Regions from separate parts of the Homo sapiens genome. Here region 2 is linked to region 1. Evidence: chromatin contacts called from ENCODE Hi-C data. All regions are on one chromosome and are shown on one strand. The core of a region is the stretch at or near the end of the contact, and the rest is flanking DNA. Distances in the headings are between cores, read along the strand shown.

The links. A loop is a pair of places that touch in the nucleus more often than their neighbours do. Pooled maps may share reads with other maps.
Region 2: a map of CD4-positive, alpha-beta T cell shows a loop between it and region 1 (8-fold over the local background). The contact joins the promoter of SBF2 here to the promoter of FHIP1B in region 1. A Hi-C loop is called at or near these places in 2 of 168 maps with a recorded cell type or tissue (CD4-positive, alpha-beta T cell and naive thymus-derived CD4-positive, alpha-beta T cell) and 5 of 50 pooled maps.

Annotation. Positions count from the first base shown.
Region 1 is chr11:6,233,186-6,235,885 of GRCh38, reverse strand. It overlaps FHIP1B (FHF complex subunit HOOK interacting protein 1B), which reads left to right and starts at 1,250. Exons shown (of 12, transcript NM_001098794.2): 1 at 1,250-1,342. It also overlaps a transcript of CNGA4 not described here. RefSeq lists enhancers at 836-915, 313-1,003 and silencers at 1,046-1,345, 1,526-1,575.
Region 2 is chr11:10,292,906-10,295,605 of GRCh38, reverse strand. It overlaps SBF2 (SET binding factor 2), which reads left to right and starts at 1,387. Exons shown (of 40, transcript NM_030962.4): 1 at 1,387-1,591. The coding sequence starts at 1,537. RefSeq lists silencers at 1,250-1,299, 1,420-1,699, 1,730-1,809, 1,850-1,989.

The sequences.
Region 1 (2,700 bases), core at 1-2,500:
CTAACTGCAACCTCCGCCTCCCGGGTTCAAGCGATTCTCCTGCCCCAGCCTCCCAAGCAGCTGGGATTACAGGCGCGCGCCACTACGCCCAGTTAATTTTTGTATTTGTAGTAGGGACGGGGTTTCACTATGTTGGTCAGGCTGGTCTCGAACTCTTGACCTCGTGATCCGCCCGCCTCGGCCTCTCAAAGTGCTGGGATTACAGGCGTGAGCCACCGCGCCCAGCCGGTAAAGTACTTTTAAAACTACATGCCTTATCTGAAACTTCTATTTTTCTATTTTAGTTTATCTTACTCTTGCTTGTTTCCCAAGACTCGGCTTAGACACCGTCACCTCCCGGAAGTCTTCCCTAAGCTCCTTCACCGTACCTTCCTCTCATCCTCTATACATGCAAATCATGCTAAGTGCTGCTCCTAGGTGGCCCCCGTAGTAATGTACTTATTACACTACGCTGCAATTCTCTGAGGTCCTGGAGAGCAGAGGCCGGTTCTAATTGATCCGGAATCCAGCTGGGCATGCAGGCACTTATTCCGTGTTCCTTGACTAAGTGCTCAAGGGGTGACGGAGCAGCACAGCACAGCGGTGTTGGGGGAGCCAGGGGCAGTCACCGCTGGGGTACTAAAGTAGAGACCAAGCTATGCACGACGATGGAGCAAAATGAACTAGAGTGCCCGCAGTCAGCCCTCTCTAGGGCTCCACTTTTCCGCAGGCCCGGCCCACCTACTGATTCCTCCTCTCTTTTCGTGATAGCCTCGCCCCTCCACACCCACTCTTCCACTCCAAGCGTCTCCTGGAATCCATGGCCCCACCCCTTTCTCGCTCGTCTTTCTTCCGGCTCCATCTCTCCCAAGCCCCGCCCTTCTGATCTTTCCCTGCCTGTAAAAATCGCCTCTCCTTAGGTCCCGCCTTCTGCCCTCTGGTTCCACCTTTCCTTCCCGGGCTCCGCCTCCGCCCTGCCGGCCTCCACCTTCCCAGAGGCCTTCGCCTATGACACGCCGGAGTCCTTCTGAGGGGCGGGGTTTACGTACGAAGGGACGGAACCAAGAGGAGAGGCGGTGCTCCTCCCTCGGATAGCCGTCGGCGACCCCGCCCTTGCGTTTAGCCGTTGCCAGGAAACAAGCGTCCTTGCTCGGGTTTGGTCCGGCTCAGCCAATGAGCTGGCACGCCATTGCCCAGTCGTGCGACGCCGGGCGGTTGCGTGTGGTGCGCGGGGGCGCGGGCTGCGTGTGGCGCGGGGCGGGGCGCGGCTGGTGCGCTTGAGAAGCGATGGCGGCGGCCTGAACTCACCTAACACCGCAGCAGCAACCGGGCCCGGCCAGGTTCGGCGTTCCGTGAGTGAACGGTACGCATGGGCCAGAGGGCCTGGAGAGTCGTTTGTGGGGATGAGAGACTGGGAAAAGACGGTGACGGGTTTGGTTACTGTACTGGTTGTGAGGGGTTGGCAGGTGGTGAGGGTCCGGGTGTGAGTGTCTAAGATAGGGAAGGAGGGTGAGAGCTTACAGGTGAGTGGACAAATGAGGGGCTGTGAGAGGCTGGGTGCTTTCGGAGGTGCCAAGTTGAAGGGACTCCTGAACGCGGTTTACTAGGGCTGGGGCTACTGAGGGCTGGTGTGAAGGATACCCTGGGACTAGAGTGAGGGGTAAGGCCTGCGCGAGGAGAGAGAGAGTAAAAGGCGCAGGTGGGAGCCTGCGGGGTGGCGGCAAATTGGTGAGGGAGTTGAAGGCGAGGCATGGGAGGAGGGAATTAGGGCTTGTGAGACTTGGATAAAGGTGAGAGGTTGGTTCTGAGGCCTCCTTCGATGGACTGCCCTGTCCAGTGAGAGCAATAGTTTTAGACAAAGTAGGGCAGCTTAGATGGAAGTGTTGTGCACCTGACTCCTCTGCTCCCATGGACTTTCCATATTCTGGAGGACGAGAAAATGAAGGTGTCATAGGCAATAGTACTATGGTAATGAAAGTCATATTTGAGGCTCAGACTTCAACAGAGTAATCACAGAAACTTCAGTTCCTTCGAGTTCCTTCTCTGGACTGCATAGTTGAAGATGGGCCCTCTCATGAAGGGTTTTGCGCTGTGACAGCTTGTGTTTTCTCTCTACTTGCTTCTGGACAACCTTATTCCACTGTTGCTCCTTACCTGTGCTTAACTGTGGGTCTTTGATTGGATTGACCATATTCAGTTGCTAATTCTACTTTTATGGAGGTCATATGGTTTGCCCTATACAGTACTATATTTAGGATCCCAAACAGGATGGCCTTACTCTCCTTTCTTACAGTTGAATTTTTTAAAAAGCTAGTTTATATTATATTTAAAATGTGTGTTTGATGAGTTTTGACATGTGTACACATCTGTGAAATCATCATCAGTCTCAAGATACTGAACATTTTAGCCACCTGAAAATTTATCTCTTCCTCTCCACACCCTGTAGTTGGGTTCATCTTACTAGCATTCTTTTAGGTCCTCTTCTCCCCACCAACCCAAATGCACGTGAAATTCTGGAAAGTTGGTTTGGCATTCAGTGATAATGGCCACTTTCACACTACTAAATTTTCCTCTCTACTGCTAGTCAGCCATGGGGTTGGGACATCCTATTCTTTCCAGACTCAGAAAGAGTTAAGTCTTTCCTTAACTCTACAGTGGACAGGGAGAGACCATTTCCTGAGAATTAGACAGCCTCAGTCCCCATTCTTTTCCAGAGTCTTA
Region 2 (2,700 bases), core at 138-2,637, 4.1 Mb before region 1:
TGAGGTTTTTTTTTTTTTGGTTTAATTATTTTCAGGATCAAACTATCTTCCCTCCACGTTTGCAAATTCAGCTGATTCAGTTTTACCATTAGCAACTGACATAGAGGTCCTGGAGTTAAAGTATTCCTTCAGTTTCAGTTCTAGTGCAGCCCAACCCTCCCAATTTGTAGATGAAACAAGTGTGGCAGAGAAAGGGGAAATAGTAAATTACAGCAGAGTAAATCTTCAGGAGCTGAGATGTCAACTCTCTCAGTTCAGAGTTGGAGCCATTGCGGCTTCCTGCTGGTCGTTGGGGAAAATCGCACATTTACTCATTTAAAATATTTTGTAGGCACCTACTATATACTAGACGCTTTGCTAAGAGGCCTTGTCTTATGTGTAAATATGAAGGATCAAACCCTCAATTAATAGTGAGCAGTGATAAGCAACCACAAAGACAACTTCTAAACCACGGAGATTTCCAAAACTTTGGTCTACCACTTGTACAAATTCTACTAAAACTTCGTGAGATATTAACAAATGACAAAGTGAGTTCACCTGAATGTCACACCAGCCAAATTCGAAATGGTCAATAGGAGGTTCAACAAAAAAGCAAGCGACTTTGATAATCCCGAGACGGAAGGACGGGACCATCTATTCATTTTTGTGCATGTTTGAGCAGGGAAGTTGGAAGTCCACCTGCTCGGGCTGCGAGAGCCCTGGGACCGCTGCGAGGGAAGCAAGCCGAGGCGTGCGGGGCTCCCCAGGGAGAGGCCAGCCCAGTTCGGGAGGATCCCGGGGATGCCGCGTTCCTCGGTGGAATCTGGCTCTCCCGGGCGCTCCGGGGGAAGCCCAGGCCGACCGCCCCCGGCCCACCCGGCATTGAAACCCGAGGCTCCTTGGAGGATTGCGTAAAAGCCTCTCCCTCCCCCGTCTGCTCGGTGGCATGTTTCTAAAATTCCCATCTACACAACATAAACAGGAAACGTGCAGCAAAAGCCCTGTCGATGCAAATTCCTTGCTTCCAACCGAGGGCGGGAGAATTTCATCTTTGGTGGTGGTGGGGAGCAGAGGAAGCAGCCAGCTTTCCAAGTGACCCCTCAACTCTCCACATCCCTTCTTCCAAATCCAAACAGAATAGAGAAGGCGGAAGGAAGGACCCCCTGCTTTAGGAAAAATAGGGAGGCAGAGGGGGCCGTGAAGCAGCATCCAGGCCTCAAAGTGAACCACCTCCAGGGGCCGCGGTGGCGGCGCGTGGCGGGAACACGCCCGACCGCCCACTCCCCCAGCGCAGCAGTCCGCGAGGCCCGCGGAGGGTGGAGGTGGGCTCGCCGCCCGGGCTTGGGGCAGCCGAGCCAGCGCGGGTGGGGGCGGGGGAGGAGCGGGCACTAGGCGCCGCGCAAGCGCAGAGCGCGCCTCGGTTGTCAAACATGGCTGAAGCGCTGCCGCTGCCGCTACTGCCGCTGCAGGGAAAATGCTGAGCCCTCCCGGGCCGGGTGGGCGGCGGCGGCGAGGGCGGCGACGGGGACCCGCTTCCCGAGCGCGGCGGCGGCGGCCATGGCCCGGCTGGCTGACTACTTCATCGTGGTAGGCTATGACCACGAGAAGCCAGGTAAGGGTGTGGGGCGGCACCGCCCCCGGGCCTCCCCGCCCCCCGGCCGCTGTCCAGTGGGCTCCGCGGGGCCGGGCGTCGGGGACGGGCGTCGGGGAGGGCCAGGCCGAGTCTCGGAGGAGCGGGCGGTCGGCGTCCGGCCTTCTCGGCTGGGCTGAGCCTGGCGGTGGGCGTGGGGGGGCCGGCACGACGGTAGGGGGAGGGAAGACGCCGCGTCTGCCCAGCCCCTGGGCGCACCCGCTGGGCGGGCCGGAGGCGAGTTGGGGTCTCGCGACCCTCCCGCTGGAGGCTGCAGGGTACCCGGGGCAGAGAGAGCCCTGAGATTGGGCCCAGGACCGCAAGGCTGGGAGGGCGGGAGCCAACTGTGCTAAGTTCCTCGGGGATAAACTTCTGCCCTGCATCCTGAGTGAGTAACCAGTGACGCAGGGGGTTGTCCTCTCCGAAAGGAAGTGCTGAGAGTCCAGTGCTAACTCACCCCTGTGCTGTTGGGGGCCTAGTGACCTCCCCAAGGAACGCGTGGTACCAGGGAAGGGGACAGGATTCTTTGCACTTTTACCCCTTTCTAGGAAATGCTCCCTATTCTTTCAGGACAAATGTGACGGTCACTTCACAGTGACATGACTTGTCTTTTAACTAAGGACAGCCAGCTGACCGCTGAAGGTGATCTTGTTTCACTTTAATGTGTTTTCATTGTTCTTTTTATTTGTCACAGAATTTTCGTCGTAAGGAACAATTGGGCAAATGCATTGTATTTTACACTTTAATTGACGGACTTCCACAACTTAAGAGAATTCAGGGTTCATGCACGTTTATTTCTGTATTTGTATTCTCTTGTATTACTATGTAGCTAAGCATAATGTAATAACAAATTGAGCTGGGAAACCACTTCTATTTTAGGGCAATTCTAGTCCCACATTTGCAAGGAATTTGAGATATCAGCTCTACAGCCCCTTCATTTTTCAGAGATGCTGAGATTGTGTTTTCCTGATGGTTACAGCCATTGGTAGCTCAGAATACCATTGTTCTACCCACTCTTGGTCCACTCTCTCTTTCATTATTCCTCTCCTAAGAACTTCCTCTCCTTTAGTGGGAACCTTTCATGTTCTTTT